Regions from separate parts of the Mus musculus genome. Here regions 1, 2, 3, 4, 6 and 7 are each linked to region 5. Evidence: chromatin loops called from intact Hi-C (ENCODE). Cell type or tissue: left cerebral cortex. All regions are shown on one strand.

Region 1 (4,000 bases), 130 kb after region 5:
TAGTCACGAAGCATTTCATAAGGCAGTTACCCTTAGAGTTACTATCACATTAACGATAGTAAAATGCACTTTGTCTTAAAGCAATTCTCCACCAAGGACCAGTTAAAGAACTGGCAAACAGCCTGATTCTACATACACTGTCAGCATTTACATCCTGAATGTTTTATACAGAACACATCACATCCATTTCAAAAATGTGAGGGAAAAGGTTCATAACCATAGCATCTAGAACAGTACAAAATGGCTCAGACATAACAATTTCCTTAAGAATTGGTAGCCTTGCTCTGGAAAGGAAGTCACATTAGCATTGCACTCAAACACTTGCATAATACACAATAATACAATAAGCAATGTGCTCCGTCTCTATAGACTTCCTTTACGGCCAACTTTGTCACTTAGTTTAGTAACTTTCATCCAAAGTCCAAACAGAAGGCAGGCTAAGTGACTTAGTTTTGTTTGTTTTTAAATAGCTTAATATTTCCCTTGATCTAAACAACAGTGCACATGCTGAAATGCAAACATGAACTGTGCAATGCACAGACTACCATGGCCAGGGCAACTGCTTCTGGTCCCCACCAATTAAACTCTTTCAAGCCTGCACTTTGATGAGGGAAGAGGATGCACAAAAGGTGGCCTCTGGCAGACAGCCCTGCTTTAGCTTAAAGTCATCCCAAGGACTAGTGGCTCAGAATCCAAACCCAGGGAAAACCAGTCTTTGGGGTAACTCATAGGAACATCTTTCCACAGTGAACTAAGAGCTAAATTTTAAGACAGCGACTTCAAGGTCACAGAACAGTCTGTGAAATCCTAAAATACACTAGTATCCACGTTCTCCACCCTATCAAACATGCTAATGACAGGAACTAACTTCTTGAAACTTTAAACAAACTGATGTGACAGGAAGAGTCAGATGTGAATTCAATAGCAGATGGCAAACGGATACTACTATCTAAAAAGTTACTTTCAGACACACACAAGGAAATCGTAGAGTCTAAAGAAAAGAATGCACAACAAGCCTTAACTTAAGCCTTCCAGAAAGGAGTTGGATAGATAGACCCAGTGCCTGGAAGAGATTGGTGCAGATTTCAGAGACAATACACAAGCTATTTCTATTCTTTTGGAAAAATGTCAGAGGTACTTACATGAAGGAAGACACGACCAAATTAGTCCTTGGAATATTTTCCTTTCTTAAAAGAGAGGAAGAGAAAGAAAAAAAATAACAATAATCTTTACTTTGTCCAGCCTTGAAGTGCTTCTCCACTTGATTCAAAGCTGCAGGCACGGCGACCCACACAGAACCTTCAAAGTCAATCCAATAGCAGCCCGAAGATGTCTGGGTGTACGCGTGTGCTCAAGTGTCTGTGACTGCGAGGCGAGCGAGCAGAGAGCTGGAGACGAAGTGTGCGTGTGTGCGCGCGCGAGAGGGGGGCAAGGGGGAGGCGCGCGCGGGCTTGCGCATTCGCGCGCGCACCGAAGCCGCTGGAAGAGGAGGAGGAGAAAGAGGAGGAGGAGAGAGAGGAGGAGGAGAAAGAGGAGGAGGAGGAAGGTGGAGGAAGCGAAGGAGGAGGTGGAAGAGGAGGAGAAAGTGGTTGTCTGTGGCCGGTGGGATTAAAAGTAACCAGACTCGTCCAGAAAACTGTGTCCAGGAAGGAAGTGACTGGAGACGAATGGGAAAAGGAGAGCAGCTCATAGCCTTAGATAGGTCGTGTAAAAGAGCGGGGGGTGGGGGGAATGTAAGGATACTGGGAGGGGACGCGGGGGCGGCAAGCAAGACGGAGCACACGGGGCTGGGGTTCTAAGCAGCACGTACGCTCCGGTGCTACCCCTGTCCCCCAATTCATTTTATTCTTGCCTTTGCCTGGCGCTGCCTTTTCCTTTCCGTTTCTCTATCCCAACCAGCCCAAACCGTTGCCTCTCCTCCCGAGCTGGGGAAATCATCAGTTTCACTCTTGCAAAAGGGGGGCGGGACTAGAACCTCGCAACATTTTAATAAAACAAACATACTGCAGCTCCCTCCTCACCCCTCCAGTCTCAACTAGATTGATAAATTACTCCACTACACTACTTTAATTATGTATATGGTATGCAGAATAAATCACTGAACATCAGTACCTCAATCAAGCACTTTTAAATGATAATTGCATCTTGGTGAATCAATCTTTCCATTCCTGACATTTTGCTAATTTTAGTTTTACGGTGGGGTAATGGCACATGCCATACGCAAACCTAATGACAATTCTTTATTGCATGAAAGGGAAGACAACACGGGGAGCGGCGGCTCCCTGCCTCTCTCCCCGCCGCTACAGAGGACGCTAGGCTCCTGCGCGCTCGCTCCCCCGGGGAGGCTGCAAGCCAGCTAGCAGGAAAGTCCTTCTGAAGTCGAGATCTTCCTTCTGACCAATAGGAGCGCGACCCTAAGAGCTGCTCTAGTGACTCCCCCCCCCCCCGCCCCCTTTAGATTCTCAGTAGCCACTTCATCCTTGCTCCGGTCCGCGCGCGCCTCCGTTACTCACGCGTAAAAGCCACGATCCAGGATGTCTGCAAGCCTCGATCCCAGCGTGCGCTTCCTGCCCGCCCAGAATGTATAAAGCTTTTGGCCTTGAGAGTCAGGAGGGCTAGGCTAGAAAGTGAGCCGAAAGGATCCTCCAATGTTAGTAATAAATTAATTACAAGTTTTTGAAATCTCGACTTTATCCCCGGGCCATTAACTTTCGAATCAATCTGGACAAATTTACTGAGAGGACAGCTTCCTCGGAGAATGCCCCCTCCTTCCCTCCACACCTTACTGGACTTTATCCAGGTCATTAGCAAGTAAACCAAAAACAACTTCCCAAATGCATTAGGCTCCCCTGACCGATAGATAGCGGGTGACTTCACTTATCCTGAAGAGTTTCAGCTGCACAGGAAGCAGGAGCAGACACTGATAAGAACTCTTAGGTTAAGGTTTAAGCTGTCGAATAATTTTCCATAGTAAAAATATAGGTTAACAAAGAATTGATACTTAGAAAAAAAAAAAAGGTACTAGATATCACGACCACACCTAAAAAGCTAAAGATTAAATATATCAACTATATACAAGTCAACCCTATGCATTCTCAAAATAGTGAAAGATTGCATGCCAGGAGTACTGTAGCTTGTGTAAAATATGAACATTTAATTTTTAATACTATGATTAGAGGAAGAGAAAGTTCACAGAGTACTATAATGTAGAAGATACAAGAGTAGACAATAGTAGCCCATAGAAATATCTAGCTAATTAAAAATATTTTCGAAAGTATATGTTTAACCCAGTAACTGGCTGAATTTCCCGGGAAGCTCTCCAGTAGGCCTGCAGAGTACTATTTTAATGCAGAGGGGCATTGTGCTTCAAAAAAGCCTCCTGCCTCATTGTGCTGTTTGAAGTTAGTAGCTTCTATCAGAGCAGTGGACTCAACATTTAAGCACCCTCCGAAGGAAGGCTTCATTTGAAAGCAGAAAGTTGTTTTTACAGGCAAGTTAAACTACATGGGAACAATCTTCAAACCTCTGGCTCCTTACCACTGAGACTATTAATTAGTACTGCGATTTTATTACAGGAAAGCATGACAAGCTGTCACAGAGCACAAGCTTTGTGACATGGTGGGTTTTTTGTTTGTTCTGCTTTTGAAAATGGTATCTATGCTATATTGTATTTGCTCCTCTTTCACATAGCAAGTGTGACTACCATGAGTTTATATAAACAGAACGGCATGTTTAGAGGTACAAGCTCTGAGCTTAGACATGCTGCATGCTAAGGCATACCTAGATATGGTGATATAAATAAAAATTTAGATTATTTTTAAGGTTTACAAAGATCCTCACAGAGCAAACTATAAGAAGGACCAAGAGAACTTATTCTCATAGTGCTTTAAATTAGTATAATGAACTATAATGGCCTATGTTACATGACAGAATTGATATAGCCAATACATGAATTCAATAATGCTCTTCTCCTTAATTATAGACAAAGTTTCTACTTACC
Region 2 (4,000 bases), 1.9 Mb after region 5:
TGAGGCTGTCCATGAAGCTTGAAAACAAAGATGCCAACTGTTTGTAAAGAGAGAGCAGGATAAACATACTCACAAATGTCATGGCATGCATGTTTAACTATTAAAAAGAACAGGGATAAGGATTGCTATATGAACTAGCATGCACTGTGCCTTAAAAAGATCATCACTCAAAGAAGAGAAAGTAAAAAAAGTATATAGACTATAGTAATCAATTGAAAAGTATATAGACTATAGTAATCAATTGAGTAAAAAAAAAAAATCATACTAATACAAGTTGGTGCCAGTTCAGATGGTCAATATTCCTTAACCAAAAGCCACCAGAATTACTTACGGATGAAGATGTTGAGTTTGGTTTTTGTTTGGTTTTGTGAGACAAGGAAGAAAGCACACCAAGGAGTATTTATGCAGTGGGAAATGTTAAGAGCGTGGAGAAAGGACTCACTAAGAACTTACCTTTGTTGGGGAGAGTAAGGCTCCCTTCAACATAACTGACAGGGGACTTAGAGAAACTGCATTGGCAAGCCATTTAGACTGTGTAAGAACATCGAAACTGAAGTGCACAAACCTTTTGGGGGAGGGAAGAAATGAGCACAATTAAGTATCTCACAAATGTGATCTCAAGGAAGGCAGATTATGAAGTAGTGGAGCTACAGCTGGGAGTTCAAGCATCGCCATTCAGCCCCTCTGGCATGGGTGTGGAAGAGGCCAGGGTTTGTTTCCTTCTGCATTGTAACAGTCAGTTTCCTGACATTTTATCTTTTTGACGGTTTTCTTTTGTGTACTTGGCTCAAGAAAGCTGGCTTCCTCTGTGCATTTTCTGTTTTGTTACTGAGTTCCATTGTGCCTGCTGGTAGCCAACTCCTCCATCAAACGTTCTAGGGTCCTTAGAACAAAACACTCAGGGAACTCACCATCAAGTCCTTCCTTCCAATCCACAAGCCCTTAGGTCTTCTGCCTCCTTTGAACAAACTTGTGTTATAGATTGCCCAAGCTGTGTCTAGTCCATCCCTCAGAAAAGGAAGTTCCAGAGGCATATACTTATGTGTGTTCATGCACACATGTGTCTGTGTATGTGTTTACGAAAGCACAAATCATGCATTCAAATAAGTGGCACTGTGCTACATTTCTACAGAAAGAAGAAAGTAATGGAATAGACAAACAAATAAGCAAACACAAAAATCCTTGCCTTTGTGGTGCACTGGCATTGGAAGTCAGATGCTATTAATCAGAAGTAGTCACAGCATTTCTACTTCTAACTAAGACTTATGTAAAACACATTTTGAAATTGTTTTCTAGTAATGGGAACCATAGATTTACCTGGAAATGTGAGAAATCTTTTCCTCCTCTAACATTTATCTATTATAATTCTATCCCTTCCTGCTTACCGCTTTCTCTTTTATTATTAATAGTAGAGTTGTTGGGGTAGGAGTGTGGTTCAATGGTGCAGCACATGGTTAGCCTTGGGTTCAATCCCCAGCATACACCCACAAAAGTAAGTTAACAAAGGTCCACCCTTTGTCTATATATTTTATTCAAGCTATACAGTATGTCTCATAAGGAACATCTTATACTACAAAAACTAAAAGTAATACGACTACAATACTAAGACTGTAAAGTCTTGGGAAGAACATATAATCATCTTTCCAGAATACACCCAATTGGTCTGTGCCTGTTGAGGATGGTTGAGCACATAGAGGTTGAGAATATTATTCTATGTTTGTAAGAGGTTGGAAGTTTCCAGAAGGAACGGCTTTTAAACTGTAGTAGAAAAGGGAGGCAGGTGTTTATTATGAAGAACCTACAACTTGAGAAGGCACTTTTCCCAAGGAGGCCAAAGGAGCATAAGCAGAGAGAAAGGACACAAAGGACACAAAAATAAGTGGGCCACACTGGTTCAGAGCCCACTGGGAAGCTCAACAGGAGCAGACCTCCAGGAAATACAGCTAATCCTTTTTGTTTTGCAGTTGTTCCCGCCCCTGCCTCCGCCCCCGCCCCCACCCCTTGTGTGTTGCATGTAATGTAATTTAATGTATTTATCTTATGAGGTTTCATAAGGGAAAGGAGACAGGAGGGGGAAGGGAGGAAGAAAGGGAGAGGCAATCTGATAATTTGATTGACAGGTGACCCTGTCAAGTTAGTTTTCTGGATCACAAAGCTGGTTTAGTGATGCCTAGGGAGAATTAGACACCGTTCGAAAGACTGTTGGACTGAAGAAGTGATCATAGCCTAAGAGGCCACCTACCACCAAAGAAGACCTTAAATGGGTATTTTTAAAATACTTGGCTTTGTTGCTAACATTATAAAATCAGGAACAAAGAACAAAGACTTTCAGTGTGGGGCTTTTCTTAAAGAAGCAAGATCCAGCGCATAGGCTCTGAACCCTCACAGTCGAGGCGCTGCTGCCCCCTGCAGGTGGGAATTATGATCTCCTGTTTCTGAGTCCCTTCTCCCACTGCAAGGTACTGTTTCATTTTGTGCATTATGGAGTATATGGGTATTTGAATTCATTTATATACTAATTATCTTCATCCTGCAGTGTATGGCATGCTAGCATGCATCTGATCAGGAAGAAAGGAGCACAGACTTAGATTAGTAATTCTCAATGTGATTTTTCCACCCCATGTTGAGAACTATACTTCAAACCACTTCTCCAGCAATTAAACTATAGTCTATGCCCACTGAAAGGTCTCTCACAGGGTTGTCTTGTGCTATAAATGCTAAGTGCCACATGCATGAGTGCTGTGATAATAAATACTTAGGGATGCAGGGGCGGGCCCGATTATTTCTGTAATCATTAAGAATTTTAAAGATCGGCTTGAACTTCTGTAAGAGAAGGACATTCTGCATGACAGGGGAAGCAAAAGCAAACATGTGAATTTAGTAGGCCACAATTTCTGTAGAGTGTAAAGTGGAATACTGCAGGCAATGCTGCTTCTCCTTCAGCCTTGATGCGAGCTATCTCAGAGTGAGAGACCCACAGAACTACTGAAACAGGCAGCACACTACATTTGAACTCTTGTAGTTCTCCTCCTCTCCCTCCTCTTCCTCCTCCTTCACCACCACCACCACCATCACCATCACCATCAGCTCCTCCTCCTTCTCCTCTTCCTCCTCCTCCTCCTCCTTCTTCAGAGAGCAACAAAGACCTTGAGGAGTGAGGTGATCTGCTCAATGCCACACAGCCACTTGGTGAAGGAGCTGAGATCAGATCTGCCCGCCCCCCGCCCCACCCCCTCCAGTGATTTCCTACACACATGAAGCCACATGAGTCACTTCAGTTGGTCATGGACAAGGAGAAGAAATTCTGGGCTGCTCGGGAGTTTTAGATATAATTCTTCTTCGTTTCCATTTCTCTTCTTCACTCATTTGCACCTCATATTCTTACTCAAGAAAAAGCACACCAAGAAAGTGTTATGGGAAAGGGGTGCGTGTGAGTGTGTGTGTGTGTGTGTGTGTGTGTGTGTGTGTGTCTGACCAGTATAGGAACAGATTAAGAATACATAATGAGCTGAACTACTTTCTAGTATTCAATTGTGGTTGACTGCAAATAAGTGATCCCTTCAGCTTTTAAATTCTCTGTGACTGCCATTCTCTGCAAGGGGAAGAAACTACAAGATGAATTTTCAGCCTACTAAAGTGAGCAACAAAAGGCATAAGGAGCTAGCAGATATGTCTCAAGTTCAACAGTTATGATAATCACAATCAGAATATGAAAATACTAGTCAGTTTCCTGGTACCTTAGAACAAACTGACAGACAGACTGCCCCTGGCTTTCATAGCACAACAATGAGGCTAACTTTGCATCTTGGTACTTGGAATTGGCAGAGAAGTTTAGTGTTAAGAACACTTGATTTAGATTCAAATCTGCGTTTTTAGTATTTACCAGCTAAGTGATCCAGACAACTGAATTAATCTTTCCAAGTATTCACCTGCACATGTATAAATGGCAAAAAGCTGCTTTTTCCTGTTTTCTCTGGGTTTTTAGGAGATTTACTACCTT
Region 3 (4,000 bases), 1.7 Mb after region 5:
TGCCGCTTGCAATGCGGCAGATAAATTCCTCATCTTTGTGAGCGTTCATTGTTCAAGGAGGAGCCTTTTCATTCTGGGGACTCTGCACGATCTCGGGTCACCTTCAGTTCTCCATACCGTGCTCCTCGATGTCGCTTAAGGAGCGATCCTCCCAATCAGCCAGAGGATGCCTTTTCTACTGGAGATAATCCAAGAATTCTCTTATTTATCTCCACTTCATTTTTGACCTGGGAATGGATGGTAACAATGGTATATTTTAATCAAAACTCATATGTGTGCTTTAATTGTTATAATATAGTAAGAAAAGTTTGCATGTTTGTCTCTGTTGGAGTGGGGCGAACCACACATTCTACCATCGAAAAACAAATTTTAAAAGGTGCAAAATTAACACACATACTTTTGTTTGGGGCTTTCAAGTTTTTATTTGCTTTTTCATTTTATTTGTAATCATAAAATCTGATTCTTCTGAATACACTAGAGTAAACTGCCCATTTTTATTTTCAGTAACTAGAAGAGAGGCAAATATAAGTACTAAATCAAGGGGGGGGGAATTAATTTCACAATTAAGTCTTGGGGCTAAAGATAAAAACACTGAGAACCTTTTGTCACTAACTGATGTTCCATTCTGTAGTGCTTGTAATTTGTTCATTTTCCTTCCTACAACATGCCCAATATGCCAGCAATCCTACCATTAGACTCAAATGTGTCACTACATACACATGACCAACGGGAAATGGGTACAACCATAATGAAGATGCAGATAGCCAGAAGCAGTGCTAAGACCTTTGTCTTAGACTGAATGTAAATACAGTAGGAGCAGGAAAACGAAGGCGTAGGGAGCTTCTAATTTTTGTACATACAAACAAATGCTGTTCATCATATCTGCAAAAAGTAGACTTTCTTAGATTGACTTATTGACATAAATTACACAATATCTCTGGAAATCGTCAACAGTTTCTATATCAACATCCCTTGCAAATACCATTGGTTCTCAGTGAACTCCTTCTGACCTCCTGGTCCGAGGCTGTCACTGTGTGATGTACATAATTCTCTCAACACTGATCCATTACCTCTGCCCAGTGTTGGGGGTCAGGCCAATAGTGTAAAGTCAAAGATAATTAGCAGCCCTATCAATAACCAGTTACAGGATCTCCGCCCAAGTGACAGGACAGAAAAGCCAAGAGAGGACATCGCATTATAAAGTGAGAGAGATGTGCCGACATCTTCTCTGGTTCAAGCGGCTGCTATGGACTATCAGCATCACCAGGAGACCTCACTACATTAGCATAAATTCAAATGACAAATGCACAGTGCTATTCAGAGACTCATTAATTTGCAGTGGGTGCCGTGCTCATGACATATTAGTGCAAAATTCAAATGTCTTTGTAGCAATGCGAATTTAGTTGTGAGACCAAAGTCGCTAAAATGAAAATGTGTGGGTTTTTTTAGCAGTTTATTAAATTATGAACTGTGATGACTATATCCGTGCATCTTTTTAAGCAGATGAGGTCCAGCGTGCTCCAGCGGCAAACGCATGGTTTGTGTTGATATTTTCCCTTCAGACAGTTTCCTCGCAGCAGATCAGACTGTCTGCTCTGAGCTCTTGCTGCATACGGGCTGAGAGCGCCCCCTTCTGGACAAATGACAATGTCACTTGAAAAAGAAGACCAGACCATTTATTGTTTTCCTTTCTTATTTTTAACAGAATTTGATATAAAGAATTTCAGGGCCCACCTCAAACCCAAAGAAACCAGCTTGGAATCATTTGTTGTAATAAGAGAATACAACAACTTTCTATGAAACGCCCAAGCATCACCCACTGTCGAAAGTGATCTACAATTATTTTGTATGGCACTTTTTTCTCTAACATCTCACAAAATTGTCCTTAAAAATAATGTCCTGGTTTATATATGCTAAGAAAATAAGCAATGAAATATTGTTAATCATTGTATTCTTGCTCCACAATATCATGGAAAAATTACAATTACTAGGAGTTTGTTTTATCGCTTTAAAAAAAAAAGCAAGCATATCCACAGAGCCTTTTCAACAAAGCAACCACATATGTATTGTATGCATCTCAGTTAAGGAGACAATGAATAGACAGGGTAAAGGTTGACTCACATCTGGTCCAGATGTGGATAGTGAGTTTTCCTGTTTCACAGATGGTAACATCCGCCCAGTTACTTCATTACTCAAAATAGCCTTATCAATAGTGTGTTTCAAATACTAACATACCCCACAATATTAAAAACACTGCTCTAATCAGTAAAATAATGACATGAAGAGAGTTAATCTTCTCTGCAGGAATAACATAGCAAAAAATGTACAATATCAGCCTCTGTGTTTCTCGGGGTTCAGGGTTCTAATCTTGTTGCAGCAGAGTTACACCCCAGGTTTATGAAGTAAACACTCATCAACTCATGTTGATGTTTAATAGTAATAAATGTATATATATATATATATATATGTGTGTGTGTGTATGTATATATATATATATATATATATATATATATATATATCAGTCCTCAGTGGAAGGGCCAACTTGTCAAATAGTAACACACATCTGAATAAATTGGAAATCATATTAATATTTGGAAATAATTTTTAGAATAATAAAAATTTCAGAAATAAGAAATACACACCTTTCAGCCATTTGAAGTAACTAACCTCCACTGGTGTATTAGGAGTCTTCGCTATCAGACTCTTATGTTTATCATGCTTTAAGCTTTACATAAATTACATAAAGTAGAGGGGGAGTCATGGCAAACTATTAATGCTTACGGGCCTAGTGATGTACTTCCTATGCATTTATGATAAGTGCAGGAAAGAAAACCTTCAAAAGAAAGATATATAGTTTTAAATTCCATTATCATAATATCATTAAAGCTGTGCATCATTTTCAACAATTAAAAGTAAGATCCTAGTCATGTATTTTACTTACTGAACGCTGAGTTAGTCTTGAGATACTTAGCAGGCTCGTTTTATTTTATAGTAGCTGCTACAAAGAAGATCTGCAGCTAATGAGGATGGAGAGGGATCGTGTGCATTAAACTCGCGGGCGTGGTGTGTGGCTGAACAGTATTAGATTAGCCCTGCAGCCAGATGTCTAGGCATCACTTTTCCCTAATGAATTCTCTTTTACCGGATAATTAGAATCCTAGACCCTGGGAATGTCAGAGCTGTGAGGCCCATTGTTGAACATCCTTCACTTTATGGATGTAGAAATCAGAAACATGGAGTTGCTAAGCAAATTTTCCAGAACTTAATGACTAGAACGTGGCAGGTACGAGGCAAGAACCGTCTTCTTCAGAATCTCTTCTCAAACTAGAAATGAGAACAGTCACCCAGAGAGCTGTAAGAAGGTGGCTGGGTCCATTTCCAAAGCCCTTGGTTCTTTTTGTCTAAGATAGGACTAAGGAATTTGTATTTGTAACAAGTTTCAGGTAGTGGTTTCCAAGGTATAATGTCCTTGATGGCACTGGGACTGTCTGAATGTAAGCATTTTTCTGATGGCACTTTTTATGTGAACAAAGCAACCTCATCCCAGAGTCACCACATTCCTTTAGCATCTTCTCATCAGCTCTCTGAAAGGGCTGGAGTGACATCCACGGTGACAGTTGGGAAGGTAGGGCACTCATGTAAGGGACTCCTGAGGAGTCACAGTCATCCCAAACATCAGTGACTCATAACACAGTCCAGCTAAGTGCCACTTACAAGGAGGTCCGCTGCCCTTCCCCATGAGTTATCAATGCCTACATCAATACAGGAGTTTGAGTCCTTTCCCAGTCTCTGAAGTAAAATAGCACTTAATGGTCCTAAAGAACCAAAGTGCAAGTCATCATTGCTTATGTCATCTTAGCAAATATGTCTTAAGACCAGGAGAAGACATCTGTGTAAGTGAACTTGACCTCACCTGTGATTGAGGCTCTGGCTCACAGCAGGAGTATATGTGAGATGGACTCAACAGGGGCACACACCAGTTTACATCTACAAGGTAGAG
Region 4 (4,000 bases), 140 kb after region 5:
ACTTGGGAGGCAGAGGCAGGTCGATTTCTGAGTTCAAAGCCAGTCTGTTCTACAGAGTGAGTTCCAGGACAGCCAGGGCTATACAAAGAAGCCCTGTCTTGCAAACTTTGGGATTAATGCTGTGGCTTCATCAATGTATATGGAATCTCTTAGTAACAGAACCTTTTCTTTCCAAGCAGTCTTTAGTTGTGTAGAGCATAGAAAAGCGCTCCTGTGTTCTAATCTCTGTCTCAGACTAGGTTTCCATGGCTTTTGTACACACATGAATATTTCCTTGGCTTTAACGTAGGACTAGTACCCCCACCCTACCCCTCAAGGACCAACCATGGCTCAGCAGAACAGGGACCAATATCAGTTTTCCCAATTGTCTGAGCAGGACTTTTCATAATGAGGAGTCATTTAGAAAACCTCCTCATCTGGGTTGCCATCCTTATAATTTATTTTTGATTATATTGTGTCAGTGTCAGAGAAATGAAGAATCAGGGTAGTATTTGTTTTAGGGTTATGGGAACTGAAGGACTTATATCCTTCAAGCTCAGGCCCACCATGCCTTAATCTCAACTTGGTCTGGTACTCAGACCCAAGTTTTCTGACACATCCTTTTCTCTCAGTTCTTGCTTGGCTTTAATGTATATTATTAAGTTGGGATCACGATATATCTCCTAGGACCTCTTAACCTTACTCTTCACGAAATAAAGTCTGTAATAAATTATCTAACACCCCCCTTCCAAATTCTCCTCTACAAAGTATGATACATTTTTTCTTCTTCTTCCCTTCTATCAGTAAGTGCAAATAAGACTTGATTGGTAATTTGCTTATAAGTGTGCGGCTGACTCGAAAGCATCTATGGGGACAGCTAAATTTAATGGGACTTTACATCTTCTCTTCCCATTGTTAAATGCTTATTGAAACACTGGTTCTACTCCATTTCATATCACAGGAGACCTGAAATTTAAGGCGTAGATTTCTCCCTTTAACCCTTTCTTCTAGAGACCTTACTAGGTCCGTGCTCTTTTCATTTTAACAGATCGTAACCAGGGGATGCGATGGAAGTTTGGGGTTAAAATTTTCCTCTGGCATTTGGTACCCACTTCTTTGTTTGTGAAGCAGAGGGGCTGGGATTCAGTCCGCAGGGCCCCATAAAGAGCAGACAAGGGACGCCTCTGGTTTCAGCAGCTCACTCGACTGAGTTATTGATTGCAGGCAGAAGCAATCCCTCTGTCTGATTTGTGTTGAAAGCTGACCCGCTGGCTGGGCGGACTGGAGAGGCACAACGGCTGCAACGTCACCCAATTACTGCTGGTCCTCCCCTCCGACATGGCTCTCCCCTCCTATCTGCTCTTCTCCGTGGGTCGCAACTTCCTCCCACCCACTTTTCTCCGGCAGACGGAGCTGAGGGGGTGGGGACTCTTTCCCCGGCTAGTTTCTAGAGCTCCCAGGCTGCTAGTGTGTGTGTGTGTGTGTGTGTGTGTGTGTGTGTGTGTGTGTGTGTGTGTGTTGAGGGTAGAAGGGGGGGCGCTGCGTGTGCCACGTGAGTGAGCCCCGGGACGGGCGGAGGAGGCCAGAACTGCCAGAGCGGGCCTGGGTTCACAAGGGTTGGGCATGATGTCTTCAACAGCGGGACAGGAAAGGGTGTGCCGGCATGCTTTCGGCTGGAGAGTCTTGGTTTGGGAGAAAGAGACTGGTGGTGTGCTGATAAAGATGGAGCGTGATGGGCTCCAGAGAATGGAGGAGGGCTCAAAGGCAGTGGGTGTGCTTTGGAAACGCGCGGTGGTGGCGCTGGTGGAGTTTCTAGGAGGGTCTGTTTTTTAGGATCCCAAGAACATTTCTTCCCAGGAACTGGAGATGAGCTTTGAGAAATCTCCATAAACATGGGGGGGGGGGGGAGGGGCGGGGTCTGGAAAAGGAACCCATCACCCACACAGCTCACAAAGTGCTGGCATGAGGTCTGTGAGGTCTGCGTTTCTGGCTACCTGGTGCATCATAAGCACTTTGCAATCAGGAAGAAAAAGAGGGTCTTTGGGCAGGTCCAAACTCCCTGTCCTATAGCATCCTGGATTTGTAACAAATCTTATAGACTAATAGGAAAAGAATCATGGCCCCAAATTAGCTTTAAACTCTAATTAAGCCCCTAGGTTCTCAGAAATATTTTTAAAACCTTAAAGCCAACCACTAACTCCAGAAGGTAAGCTACCTCTGTGAGTATATGCAGGTCATGGTATATTAAAGATCACAAAGTAGAAAGAGAACTAGGATGCTAAGGAAAATTCACAGCAAACCCGAATGAGAAGACTTTCTTTCCTCTTGCACAACTTTCTTTTGTTACCACTTGGAAACAGTGTTGGGATATTGTGCAAAAATAACCATCAGGAGATGCAGAATCTTGTGAGGTTCTTTGCTTGTCTAGGGTGCTGAACCAAAGAGAGCAAGTGTAGTAGAGAGGATACATCAATGGTTTAGACCACAGGGCTCTACACCTCTAACCCAAAGAAAGATGTGTGTTCCCTACAAATAGGATAGATGCTAGACTAACACTTGGCCTTCCAAGTTAATCAAAACTAAAAAAAAAAATTATTCCTTCAATCACATTGTCCATATTTTAACTGCTAAATAGGCCTGTGTGGGTAGTGGGACCTCTGAGGTAGGCATAAAAATATGCCTTTTATTACATGGAGTCATTCTGCCATAGTTTTAAGGGAAAATATTCGCTTAAAACTGCATTATGTTATGTTGATAACAGGCAGATTTCTAGGATAGTCTGCATTTCTAAGGAAGTATATTACATCACATTGGCAGCAACGTGAAAAGTTTTAAAGTCTGAATTTTAGTGTCTTGCCTGCTGAGAAAGATACTGGGAAATACCCAGTCCATGTACCTTTTTGTTGCTTTTAAATAAGGAAGGTGGGTCAAACTCAGAAGGCCTAAGTGATCCACATCTCTAAAATTGGAACGAAGCTTAAGTCTTCTGATGGGTTCAGTATCTTTTCTGTTGACCAGGACATCTTGGCTGGCTTGGCCAGGGAAACTGACTGTACTAGAAGGTGCCTTGATAGCTTTTAGGTAGTTTTTTTTTTTGTTTTTGTTTTTGTTTTTTTTTAAGAGAGAATGCCTCTAAGCATTCACCCTAGAGAAAAATGCATTTCATAAAGGATAAGCTGCATGAGGACTAACACTGTCTCCCAAACCTAACCTGCACGATTGATAGTGTCAGACAGCCACATAATGCTTTTGCAAAGAGAACAATTGAGATATAATACTGTGTTTACTTGTACTTAAAACTTATGCAGAACTAGCATTATGCTTTTAAAATAAATGGTAAGCAATATAAAAGTAAAAGAAAAAGGTGTTATCTGAGGTGAGACTTGCTAGCCAACTATAATCCTCCTCACATTTGGTAAAATTATCTCATTCACTGACTTCACAAAGGAGGGATTTGGTCTGAAATGTTAACAATGTAAATAATGAAATTACAACTAATACTACATAAGATGGGTAATAAACAACCAGTGCTATCAGATTTTAGACTGAGCATAAACTTTGGGACTTCAATAGGTTGCTAGGGGATTCATTTTGCTGTATCTGTTCTTTACAATTTTCATTGTTAGCTCATGTGAATGTTCATATTAATTCTGCCCATTTATGGTACATTTATGGTAATTAACCCTTAATGAAGATGATCTCTGTTCACATCAACATATTCACTGATGGAAAATAATGCTAAAATGATCATTCTTTTGAACATTGGACTGATCCATATTTGAGCTAATATCTATGTCTCATGTCAATTTACCGTTTGCTCATGTTTGAAAGGATTCTTGGCATACTACCTGAAATCTAAGATGCTATATGAAAATGCCTCAGTGCTCTGCAGACAATGAAAGTCTCAGCTTCTCCATAGCTGTTCAGCTTCTCCATAGCCTACAAGTGAAAAGGCTGATGGGACTCTGAAGTGAATATAGCCAAACATCAACTGAGGGAACACAGGCTAACTGATCACTCA
Region 5 (4,000 bases):
GAAGGCTAGGTTTTCCATGGCAGTGAGTAGTCAATGGGGTGGCCGTGGCAAGTGCTGACTGCTGAATGGTATCTCAGAACTCTGGTCTATGTTCTGTCCATACCAAATGATGTTCAGTGGGAGAGGGGAGACAAAGGGGCAAGAACAGCGAGTTGTAGTAATGATTAGTGATGCTTGTTTGCATCACTACCTCCCTAGGCATACAGATACAAGACTAGTTAGTTAATTGGTAACTAAAGTGGCTTAGTAGAAAACTGAAAGTGGGGAGAGCACGTAGGATGTTGGTAAAATATGATAATTTATCTTGAAGTAGTTATATTCCATTTTCTTTTGAGGATTAGCTGAGTTCTGGAATTATTAGTTCAAATTAAAGTGAGGTGTCTGGTATCACTCTTATATGAAGGGGTGCAAATTGTAGATTCAGGGCATTTCTGAAAACCGCTCTATAGATAAACGACAGAAGTCATCTATGACAAAGATATACCTCAAAGCAACCACAAGGGGGCAGAAAGATACATACTTTGACCAGAAAACAACAAAAGTTATTTTTATGCCCAATATTCAGTAATTAGTACTGCATGTGCTAATTAGTATTTGTGCATATATTTTAACACAATGGCTATAACTAGACAACCTATGCTATTATATATGTTACACACATTTAACGCCCGAATAGAAATTCAACACTTGATTCTATGTACAGTAGACTCATATTAGAGGAAATCATGTAGTTTGTACTAAATGAGAACCTCAGCTCAAAAATGTAAAAAAAAAAAAAAAAAAAAAAAAAAAAAAAAAAAAACTATAAATACTTTCAATTTCCCATAAAAACTTCAGAAACCTCACCCAAACCTCCACTACTGACAGAAGGAGGAGGAAACAGACCCTAGAGTATTAAGGAAAGGCTATATATAAAGAATGTGCCTAACTGTTAGCACTCGCCCTTCACCAACAAACACGGGAAGGAATATTTAAGCTACTTGAAATATGTGATCAGAAAGTGGCTTTCCCAGCAATCAAATGTTATGCCCTTTAATGGACATGAAAGCGCATTGTTGAAGACAGACTTCTATCATGTAAAAGATACAGTCTCTGATTATGAAATAAAGACATAACTATTGCTTACCCCAACTGACTGAGGGCAGATGGCGGCATGTTATGTAGGTGCTGCTGCTGCCAGCCAGTTACAGAGCCGAGGTGGAGCGCACTGGCAGTGTTGAAGCCAGACAGAGATGACAGATCTGCGCTACTCAGAGAGTACTCTAGATGGGAGCGAAGGAGCGGCAAGGAGAGAGAGAGAGAGAGAGACAATTAGACTGTCAAATGGTAAGCAAAATCACACAGTTTCAACCTCTAAAACATACTTTGAATCAAAGTTTTTTGATTTAGGAAAAGAAGAAAATAAAACACCACGGATAATTTGAATTTAAAAAGAAAAAAAAAATATTATCCATCTGAGTAAGGATGTCACACTAGATCCACAGTAATAGATCCTGAAATGTTAGCACATTATACTAGCTTTGTTTAAAAGTGTAAAGGATCTATATATTTTATGATCTAGAAATAGGTTTTACATTAAAAATCTTCAAGAAAGTGAGTGTTCTACTACATTAAAGAGACAGTAGCTCAGTTTCTTTGAAATATTGAATTCGATTTGAGTAAATAAAACTTCCCATCACTTAAAAAGGAGCACTGTAGATCACTGAGTAAGACAGAGGTGCTTGTACCATGCATTCTGGACACAGGCCCCACACGAGCTCCCAACAGGGCAAAGAAAATAACTTTTAAAATATGCTTTTTAAAGTGTTTACTGTAATATTTGCACATAGCAAAGCTACTCACCAGTACCATATGTTGTTGAAATGGCTGATGGATATCCTCCCATTCCTTGTCCTGGTAAAGTAGGAGTTGCTACGGAAACCACCGGGGTAGCCAATGACTGAGCCGACTGGGAGTTATTTATCCTTTGATTCTTTTAAAGTAAATAAAAAGACATTATTGGTGGCAGATTTTAAAAAGTTAAAAATATTAGGTCTCACTATTAGTTTTTCACATAAAGAAATAAGTTGGTACAAAGCTCATGAAATTAATCATTTAACATGTGTCTCTATGAACTCTGCCAACCCTATCATTTACAATCCTTCAAGAGACCAGCTGTTGCCATAGTAACCCATTACATCAGTATCTCCTAGGCAACTGAACTAGTAACAAGTACCATAGCTTTATTATGGGTAAAAACAGACTACGTTGAGAACTGATGAAATATGTATACTGTACTGCTATTGTTTCAGTTTTATTCAAATGCAAATTAAAAAATTAAAATCAACCATAGTGGGTTTTGTGATCAGTTCTATGTACAGCAGAGCTGATAGATATGATTCAGGCTATGTTATGGCCAGCAGGTGGCGCTATGACCACTTTCTTCTGCTTCGACTTCCTTGCAAAAGGATGGCAAAGTAGCTAATGCCAGTATTTAACTCCTAATAGCCAGGAGGTAAAGGATGCTTACGCTCAAAATCCTGGTATTTTAAATTTTGAAAGAATAAGTGTCTTACTATTTAATAGCTAAAGATGCATTTTTGTGTTTCTATTTTAGAGTAAGTTCAGTCTTAATATTTAAAACATGGTCTTTAGGTAAAAGGTGGGGACAGAGGAAAAAGGCCTACAAAAACCAGCTATGCTTTCCACAGGCTGTCAATGATCCTAGAAATTAATGGTGTTTAAGCATAATCAGTACCCTCATTTATTGAGGTAAGTTTTAAAATCTTTCTGTTTGATCACAGCTAGCACCTTTCACTGAGGTAGTTCTGTTATCTTCCCGAGCATGCCCTTCAAGGGACGAGTCCTTCCCACTTACCAACAGCAGATCCACATCCTCAGACTGAGAGCATGGGGAAGGAGGGAAGGAGTTTATTAATTAGTGTCTGTAAATATTTATAACTGTGAAAATCTTTCTAGCAAAAGGAGATGCATCTTCTGATAGACGCAACAGTTTAAACAGCTTGGCACACGGGATGCCAAAGACAACTCCTTAACAAAGACATTCTTTGTTTCTCTTAGTGAGGTGTTCCTTGTCTCAAACCTGAAGACTGTCTATCTTGTTTGCAGCACAGGTCATTGTCTCTCTGTTTACTGTTGTGCCCCATACTTTGATAAAAAGATAATAGGAATCTACTTTAAACCCTACTTGCTAGAGGAAAAGGGAGTCATACATGACGAGAGTGAGAGCGAGAGAGAGAGAGAGCGAGAGAGAGAGAGAGAGAGAGAGAGAGAGAGAGAGAGAGAGAGAGAGAGAGAGAGAAAGAGAGAGAAGAGAGAGAGAAAGGGGGGGCTGATCCATGGGAATGTGTCAGTTTTAAGGGATATGGGATAAATGTGATGAGAGACACTGTGTGCCCTGCCTGACCCACACTCACAGCATCACTGTGGGAGGTTTTATTTCTTAGACTCAGGCTTTTCTAAAGGAAATGTCACATGTTATTTGATTTTAGCTAAATGCACAAAATGAATATATAATAAACAATCAGTTCACAGGACTATTTCACTCCTAGGCATGGCACAGAACAGAGAATTCTAAAACAAAGCAAAACAGAAGGAAATGTTTGTGGGGTAATTTAAATCTATCTGCTAAGTCTTTGCTATATATGTTCTCATTGTTAAGTTTTGCTGATTTGGAGAACACTCTGTCATCTATTGATCTATCTATCTATCTATCTATCTATCTATCTATCTATCTATCTTCTATCATTGTACCTACCTACTACCTATCTTTGTTTTTGGGCTTGATACCACAATATTCTTTTCATCTTATGCACAAGTCTCAGAGCAAGAAAATGATACAGCATGAGATTTTATATATGCTTAAGTTTACATTTCATATGTCTATATTTTCACTTAAAAGCTTCTACTACTTATTTTGGTTTAAAATGTAACATTGGTTCTCAAAATTTCTTGGGTTCTGAGAGTTAGATATTTTCATAAACTACAATAGGCAAAGATT
Region 6 (4,000 bases), 1.9 Mb after region 5:
CTTGACAAAGATTTCCTATAAAAGGCCTGATAGGAAACATTTTAGGTTTTCAGGGTCCTAAGCTCACAGTCTAAACTGCTATGCTATTTGGTAGCAGAGAAGCAGCGTCCACAAATGTGGGACGCACAGAGAGCACAGTTCGGTTCAGTCCCGGGGCTACAGGTAACAACTCTGACCCAAGACAGCAATCTCTCTCACACAGAATCAAAATGTCCTGTTACTACACTTACATCCTAAGGCCCTCACCACAATTTCTTGGTAATCTTAACTACCATTCATCCCGCCAAATGCAAAAATTTCAGTGCTGGATAAATACTCAAAATGAAAACACTGTAACATTTTATTTTAGATAGGATTTTAAAATGTAAGAAATACAAGCCAAGAACAGATGAGGTGAAAATCTCTCACTTCTATTGACCTTCCTTTAAGAGCAGAGATTCCGGAAGCACCTGCTCCTCCTTGGCCTCAGCCGAGTGACGGATGGACGCTAGGTAGCCTGCACTGAATGCACTTTAAGGCTGTTTTCTCATCATGGGGAGAGCCCAATAAGCCAGGCACATCTGCAGATATCTGTGGGACAGTGTCCTTAGGCAACAACAAATGGTCCATAAAGCTAAGGTTTAGGTGATATGAAACTCTGTTCTGAAGTAGTAAAATATAAAAATCTGCAATACTTAGAATAGTACTTATGAAAAAATGTTTTACAAAACTCTGAATAATAATGCTTAAAATAGCCTTCAAAAGTTAAAGACAGAAAATAAAACAATGAGATTATAGAATAGAATGTTTTAATGTCCCAACAATACAAATGCATTCTGCATCAAAGGAAGCACTATTTTCTCTGCCTGGCACAAACTCTTGGAGTGTTTTGCTTGGAGACAGGGTCTCATTGGCCCTGTCTGGCCTGGGGTTCCTCATGCAGACCAGGTGGACTTCAAACTTCCAGAGCCTGGGTTACTTCTTTGTGCTGAGTGCTGGGACTACTCTTAATCCCAACACCAGCATTTAGTAGCTCTTACTATCCAGTACAGTGCTTAACATTTCACATGCTCATCACCCACATACCTCCCAGAAACCACATTACACTGGTCCCCATTTCATCGATGAAAACGAGTCACAGACAAGTAAACTAACCAAGTTACAGAGTCAGAACCCAGATCTGAAGCCTGGAATCTGGTTCCAAGGTAGCCTGTGCTAACTTCACTGTGGTGCTCTTATGAGTTTCCTAAGGGGGGGGATCTGCCTTCTCATTCCATTTCTTTTCTTTCCTGTATTATGTCTTTAATATTTAAATAAAGGTTTTGTATATACATATAATTGTATTAGTTTTAATTTTTTAATATATGAAAATAACTACATGCTTAGATTATGACCCCTAAAATGGTATCATTGGTCAGTAACTTAACAAAATAATTCATATAATGTCTATATAACACTGTAAGCAATATAATTAAGTTACAGTAGCCAATTCCTAGCCTTCCAGAATCTTCTATTGAAAAATCTTTAACTGTATACACCCTGAGTAACTCATCCTGAGTAACTCATTAAGATCACTATCCAAGATCCAACTACAGTAAGCTGCCACCATCTTCAGGTGGCATTTCCTAAGTGCTCCTATTTCTACCCTGCCAAAGACATCCCTCACAACAGTGTCGTTGCTGTTGTCTCAACTTTACAGCACAGCACTGTCCCTGAGATTAAGGTTAGTGAGTACAGAGCCTAACAAGCTGTCAACTTAACAAGATGGACTTCATGTCCCCATCTCCCACCAAGACACCATGTCCTACTTCCTTCTTCTCTCCACTGTACTAACAAAAGTCACAGCGCACAGCAGTCTTCACTAATAATCTTAAACATCAGGATACTAAATCTTCTATTTTACTGGCAAGAAATAATTTTTGGTTACCCTTTAGTGATTAATTTTAATAAACCATAAAATCTAGACAACAATTCCTCGTTCAAGAAATCATCAAAAGCCAACACTAATTCTCACAGTATAGCTAGAAATATGTTTTTTCTTTTGAAAACATACAAAAATCTCGTAATTTTCCAACAAGTACTGGGTATAAAGGCGACTAAGTACATACCAACTTCATTAAAATCTTCAAATGTGATCTTGCCAGTGGCTTCTCTGTCATAATCTTTAAGAATCTTCAACACATCAGCCTTTTTCACATCAAAGCCCAAGGCTCTCATTGCCACCTTTTGGATTAAAAAGGAAAAACAAATTGTAAAGCACTACTTACAAAAGAAGTCATCAGTGATTTCTAAGGAAGTTTTCCATCTTAAAAGACAACAGCAGATTACTAAAGCACAATTATTCTGTATTTTTACCTCTAACTTAAGACTATGAAACATCCTGGTTTTTCACTTTGAAAATAAATAGAAATTATTTTCATTGGCATTTTGCTGTTTTATATGACCAACTAATTAAAAAGAATTTACAAAAAATATATAAAACGATGCACTAAATACAAAGATAACTATTTGTTACCAAGGGAATAAAGACATATCACAACTATTAAAAGGCTAGACAAAAGCATAAAAGCAGGGAAAAAAAGCAGAAAAATTTCAGGCCTCCATGGTTGACACAGTGGAATTTTATAATCTTATCACTCAGGAGACTGAGACAGGATTGTCATAAGTTTGAGACTAGTATAGGATACACATTAAGATCCTTTCTCAACAAACAAGCAAGCAATCGGCTTTCCCACCAGAGCATACATAATTAGCTACTATGGTACAATTAGTTTCAGATGACTGAGTTTAAACAGAAAACTGCTACTAGTACCAGGAAAGGAGAGCTGTGTCACTAGTTAGTGAAGTCTTTATGTCAGACATCCCTTACTAAACAGGGGAAGAGCTGGTGGAAAGGATGGGAGACAAAACCTGGGACTGAGGGCTGTGAGCAGAGCTGCCACCTTCTCCAGGCAGGGAGGCTCTGAGCAGAAGTAATCAGTAACAAGTGGAGGTAGTGGAGACAGCCGCATCAAAGGGCAACAAACGCAGAGGAAGCCAGGAAAGGCTTATGAGCTAACAACATGGTCAAAGAATTCAAGAAAGATAGATATGTAAGGGTAGTGTAAAGACGAATAGAAAAGGAGGAAGCTCGAGCTGTGAAACCAAGTCCCAAACCGAAACAGTCAATGCCAACAAATGGCGAGACACTGTACAGGACGGACTCAGACTGCACGGGAGGGAGCGGCAGCAAGACACAAGTGGGATGGGGAAGGAGCGAACAGAGGGCCTCAATATTGAGGCCCCAGCTTCAGGCCTGTAATACTTTCAGATAGTCTATCCTCTCACCTCAGTTTCTATCTACCCCTACTTGAAATGCTTAAAAATCACCTACAATGTTGCCCAATTTAAAACTACAGTTAACATTTAAGATATCAAATGTTATCTTTCTCACTGGGTTGAACATAAGAAATGTGTTCATAACAAATTTCCCCCTCGATCTTTACTCGTAATTTTAATCCTTAAATTGGGTATTTTCCCTCAGCACATAGCAACATTAGGCATCAGACAATTTATATCCTTTGTAACAGAGACGAGCACACTAAGAGTGTGTTAGTACTATTTTAAAAATTAAAAGCTCAATCTCAGAAATGTCTGAGCAAAGGCAACTATCTCTCCATCTCAAAACTTTTTAGGTTGCACTACAGAGATAGCTCAGTGAGTAAGAGTGCTCCTCGCCCTGCAATCTTGAGGACCAGAGTTCAAATCCCCAGCACTCATGTAAAAAGACAGGCCTGGCTGCAGGTGCCAGTGACAGAGGTGTGTTGATTGGAGTGACCCCAGAGTTCACTCTCTAGCCAACCTAGTTCAGAAGTACTGAACTTCCAATTCAATGAGACAGTCTGTCTCAAGGCAACAGTGTTGGAAGGCACACAAGGCCGTACTCTACACTGCACATGATACACATGGAATGTACAGGTCTGCACAAGCAACAAGCATAGGCCACAAACATCGTGTTTTAAAAAGCTGAGCTATATACCAT
Region 7 (4,000 bases), 580 kb after region 5:
CGTTAGCTTGGATGTCTGGACAACTTACTTTAAGGAAAGGCTTATTATAAAGTAGTGTGGTATCAATTGACTACAAAATGCTTTCACAACTTCCCGGAAGAGCTTTAGCTCATTTCAGCACAATATGACCGGGTAAGACTACCCATTACAATATGCTAGCACATGCATTCATTATGTGTAGCGTCTAAACCATCAATGTTGATCTAAGCATTTTGAATTTTGATGAGTGGGGCTCCTAGATCTATCTTAATCCAAAGTCTGAAGTTGGGGCTTTTAGGAATACATCATGGGTACTTGGTTCCATTACCTTTTGTAGAATCAGAGGGCTTATGCTTGGGTATCTAAGGGCTTGCTAGGAGTGGGAGCAGATGGTAGTTTTTATATGTTCTTTTTATAAATGCATTTTGAGCAGGTTTTTTGCATGAATATTTCATTTATGACAGGGTGCTGCTTAGTTATATAAAAAGTAAATACATAACGAGTGAGGTGTAAGTATAGCATCAGTGTGTAGTGTTGAGGCTAATGGGTGGAGAGGGTTTTAAAAATATGAAGGATTCTCATTTTCAAAAGTGCTTTGCAAACTTTAAAAGATAAGGAGCTTGTTTTCTGCCTGCTTCTGTTTTCTACATTTCTCCCTGTGTTTTAGGTGATTAACCGGGAAAAAAAGAAAGGTTTGTATTCAAGAAGTCAAGCATCTGATTTCCAATTTTTATTATGAACAATATTTTTATTACGTGAGAAAAGAGAAGACAGTCCACATCATGTAAAAATAGCAAGGGCAAGTGCCACAAATAGCAACTTGAGGCCAGGAGACCTGGATGGAGGGACACACAACCACCAGGAGGAAAACAAGAGGCATGGAAAACAACAGCTGCCAGAAGCTAAAAGAAGGGTCCTTGATCTTCACAGGGGACAGGTGGCCAAGACATGCCACTCGTCACTGTGTGACATGGTATAGTCACAATGTTCTAGGCTTTGGAAATTATTGCTAAACTTTTTCAGCCTAGAAAAATATTTAAGTCAACTTGAAAAAATGTACTAAATCTACTTCCCTATGGGATTGTTTTGTCCTAGGTCCATACTATACACTATCCAAATAATTGAAGTGTTTTTTTTTCCTTCAGATTTATTGTGTTTCAGTGCGTTAAACAATATACAAATAAACACATGAAAAATAAATGGCCTATAGCTTGATCTAGTATTTCAAATCCTGTATAGTAGAAGTTTACATTCTGTAGTGATATTGTGTATCACATTTAGCAAAATATAGTTAAATAAATTCCTGATCTTAAAAGGAAATTTGAAATGACATTCACATCTGTGCTGATCTAGAGATGATAAGAGTTATAAGAAGCTAACTATTATAAAGCTACAGTGTTCTCTAGATGCTCATGGAGATAAGAGCTTTATTTTCCCCAAATATTCACAAGTGACAACCCAGTTCAAAGTCTGTGACTATTTGCTCAGCATGTAAGTGCCTCCGTAAAGCTTTTCTTTAATTTGACTGGGTTTTGTTTTGTTTTGTTTGCTTTTTTTCTTGAGTCACTTTGTGGCTATTTCACTTTCATCACCAGAACTAGTAGCTAACTTCATTTGTAGAGATTTTTTTCCTTACAAAGAAAGTAGCTTTTTAACATGTCATGAGAATAACTATGAAGTAACTTGACCACAAGCAAAGAATATATAAACCACTGTGAGAAGATATGCGGACCAGTCATCTAGGCACACTCCAGCTAAGAGATTCTTGCAAAAAACTGGTTGCTCACCAGATGTAATTCAATTTCATGCCTCAGCAAAATTACAAATTGCTACATGTCATGAACTCCTGACTATTGCTCGAGAGTAATCAAAGCAGTACATCCTCTTTCCGTGACATATTTCTTTGTATTTTCTGAAAGTGTCAACTAGAACCAGTTGCATAGAGTAGCTTATGCTTTTAGGTTGGTTGATGGTCTGATTGAGTGTTGGATTTGACAAGTGCGGAGGGGGTAGCTGATGGGTAGGCTGAGGTAGCACCCCACGTTGATTTGCACTCGGGCCCCCTCTAGTGCTTCTCTAAGAGGAAACTTCTCTAAAAGGGAAGTATTAGTTGTGAATAGCATTAGACGAATGGGCGCTAAGAGGTGTCACAGCTGTTGTGAAGAGGGGAAAGGATTACACAGGACACAAGTGTGGTCTGCATAGAAGGGATGGATGAAAATGTTAGAATTCCTTCTAAACTGTACTAACCTTCTGTTAAAATTCTTTTTTTAGACATTTCCAGGGAGTTGGCATAAGCAATAAATGAGTAAGTCAACTAGCCAATTTCTCTGGAAGCTGGAGATTCATGTTGTTAAACCTTAAGGAAATACATGGAGATTATTTTGCTTTGCTCATAGATTTTGGGTTATATGTAGACCACTTTTGTTTTATTCACGGAATGATGCAAGATGTGTATACAATACTTGAGATAAAAGACCCAAATCTTGTTATCCAAAGGAAAGACATATCTGCTGTTCTTGAAAAAGGTTTAATTAACCATCTGATAATAAAATCTTTAAAATTTTTAAATGTTTTTAACAAAAGTTCTAACTTTTTATTAATTTACTTATAAGATTTGCAAAACAGAAACTGGATTAGATAGATATAATTCATGTGGTCATTTAGCTGTGTGCAGATCAGTTTCAATAAAGTCAAGGAGAAGTAGGCCTTCTCAGGAAGGCACAGATGTAAGAGCAGGTACTGGGCACCTAAGGCATTGCTGCCTTCTATAGCTTATGAAGATATTAGAAATAACTAATCATAAATATCAATGGCAGTGAAGTTCAATACCTTGAGAGGTGACAGAACATTCCGGGTGAGAGACTTAAGCATAAGCGAGAATGGTGAGCGGGACTCAGACACAAGGCAACAAGAAGTGCAGGCTTGACTGAAAAGTGGCAGATGTGATAGTGGAGGAAAAAGAAAGTAAAATCAGGGTTAGGCAGTGAAGGAACTTGAAACTGAGGGTGAAAAAGATAGCTTTCATGCCGTGGACAAACCAAAAGCTTAATTAAAATACTCTTCTGTATAATTATAAAACACACCAAAGTAAGTGCATTTAAAGTGTGGGTATGAGATGATTTTTCTGGAGCATGCATTTCTGATAGTGTTTGCACAGTGATTTCAGTGCCACACAAAACTACTGAGCTCTCCTCATCAATTGTCACTATTTCAACATCTGCATGAATAATGCATATGAGAGATAGCATAGGAAGCAGGATTCAGATTTGCAAAAGAGGAACAGCAGACCCTGGAAACCCTAATTGTGGTTATTGGGCAATGTTGTCTAGTCCACAGCTCAAGACTTTGACACTTACTGACTTTAACAGGGTTGTGCAATCCTTGGACGTAAGCATTTAGCTTGGCTGAAAATGAGTGCATTTTACCTGATAGTTTTCTCAAGGAGATGATGGCTCTCAATGTCTAAATTCATATTTCGACTGAAGTCAACTCCAGATGCCTCCTCTTTCCCCTGTACAATTGAAGGCTTGTGTTTGGGGTTGGTGAATAGGGGACCCAGGATTAGCCCATAGTAGACTAAATTGTAAATGACTGAAAATAAGCTCATTTGTGTCTATTTATTCATCCTTATTAATAGATTTGGGCATTTAGAAACGCCTCAAGGAAAGGCAGAAGTGCAAGTAAATAAGCCTGTGAATGATCTCATTAAACTCTGGGATATTCGAAATACACAAAACCATGGGAAATTAAGGCTGCTAAAGTCACAAGAAATCAGATTTTTCTAAAATATATTTATTACTCCAAGTTAAATTATTGCCTCTTGAATAGCAAATGTTTACAAGTAAGCATGAATGTCCTGTATAGGTCCAATTAATTATTTGTTTCAGTGTTGATTTGAAAATCTATCAAGAGAATTTTATTTAAATTGTTATTAGTGAACTCCTACCTCATTTCAAGCCACATAATTTAGAAGGTCGTTACTGAGTCCTTCCTTTTCTTTCAACAAGCTTTATGTTCG

The links. A loop is a pair of places that touch in the nucleus more often than their neighbours do. Peaks named below come from ENCODE experiments on the same cell type or tissue, not always from the same donor. Only the 100,000 strongest peaks of a DNase experiment are listed, where the experiment ranks them.
Region 1: it touches region 5 in a loop (5-fold over the local background); 18 of 42 quality-filtered maps call a loop at or near these places.
Region 2: a loop joins it to region 5, with 6 times the contacts of the local background. A loop is called at or near these places in 7 of 42 quality-filtered maps.
Region 3: a loop joins it to region 5, with 9 times the contacts of the local background. A loop is called at or near these places in 27 of 42 quality-filtered maps.
Region 4: it touches region 5 in a loop (6-fold over the local background); 18 of 42 quality-filtered maps call a loop at or near these places.
Region 6: it touches region 5 in a loop (5-fold over the local background); 6 of 42 quality-filtered maps call a loop at or near these places.
Region 7: it touches region 5 in a loop (4-fold over the local background); 12 of 42 quality-filtered maps call a loop at or near these places.

What each region holds. Positions count from the first base shown.
Region 1 is chr13:83,522,223-83,526,222 of GRCm38, reverse strand. It overlaps Mef2c (myocyte enhancer factor 2C), which reads right to left and starts at 1,480. Exons shown (of 11, transcript NM_001347575.1): 1 at 1,143-1,480. In left cerebral cortex, no CTCF peak of the experiment used is centred here; DNase peaks (open chromatin) are centred at 1,485, 1,732 and 2,435; H3K4me3 peaks cover 3,302 bases; H3K27ac peaks cover 4,000 bases.
Region 2 is chr13:81,765,639-81,769,638 of GRCm38, reverse strand. No RefSeq gene overlaps it. Among named protein-coding and RNA genes, the nearest start is that of Cetn3, 16 kb to the left of the region's middle. In left cerebral cortex, a CTCF peak has its summit at 2,409 (motif pointing left); DNase peaks (open chromatin) are centred at 2,404 and 2,877.
Region 3 is chr13:81,941,829-81,945,828 of GRCm38, reverse strand. No RefSeq gene overlaps it. Among named protein-coding and RNA genes, the nearest start is that of Gm41009, 58 kb to the left of the region's middle. In left cerebral cortex, a CTCF peak has its summit at 1,630 (motif pointing left); DNase peaks (open chromatin) are centred at 820, 1,608, 3,181, 3,675 and 1 more place; H3K4me3 peaks cover 1,541 bases; H3K27ac peaks cover 1,877 bases.
Region 4 is chr13:83,515,803-83,519,802 of GRCm38, reverse strand. It overlaps a transcript of Mef2c not described here. Among named protein-coding and RNA genes, the nearest start is that of Mef2c, 6.9 kb to the left of the region's middle. In left cerebral cortex, no CTCF peak of the experiment used is centred here; DNase peaks (open chromatin) are centred at 1,363 and 1,663; H3K4me3 peaks cover 1,169 bases; H3K27ac peaks cover 2,640 bases.
Region 5 is chr13:83,653,479-83,657,478 of GRCm38, reverse strand. It overlaps Mef2c (myocyte enhancer factor 2C), which reads right to left. Exons shown (of 11, transcript NM_001347575.1): 8 at 2,858-2,881; 9 at 1,843-1,972; 10 at 1,127-1,262. Gm52044 (a long non-coding RNA gene) reads left to right here. Exons shown (of 3, transcript XR_003950630.1): 3 at 1-4,000. Among named protein-coding and RNA genes, the nearest start is that of Gm52044, 6.8 kb to the left of the region's middle. In left cerebral cortex, CTCF peaks have their summits at 501 (motif pointing right), 1,319 and 2,386 (motif pointing right); DNase peaks (open chromatin) are centred at 1,166 and 2,397; H3K27ac peaks cover 3,631 bases.
Region 6 is chr13:81,785,045-81,789,044 of GRCm38, reverse strand. Cetn3 (centrin 3) reads right to left here. Exons shown (of 5, transcript NM_007684.4): 3 at 2,088-2,202. Among named protein-coding and RNA genes, the nearest start is that of Cetn3, 3.8 kb to the right of the region's middle. In left cerebral cortex, a CTCF peak has its summit at 2,234; DNase peaks (open chromatin) are centred at 1,691, 2,161, 2,978, 3,133 and 2 more places; H3K4me3 peaks cover 1,171 bases; H3K27ac peaks cover 3,535 bases.
Region 7 is chr13:83,073,698-83,077,697 of GRCm38, reverse strand. All of the region lies in intron 2 of Gm33073 (a long non-coding RNA gene), which reads left to right. Among named protein-coding and RNA genes, the nearest start is that of Gm33073, 45 kb to the left of the region's middle. In left cerebral cortex, a CTCF peak has its summit at 2,048; DNase peaks (open chromatin) are centred at 352, 1,993 and 3,276; H3K27ac peaks cover 3,038 bases.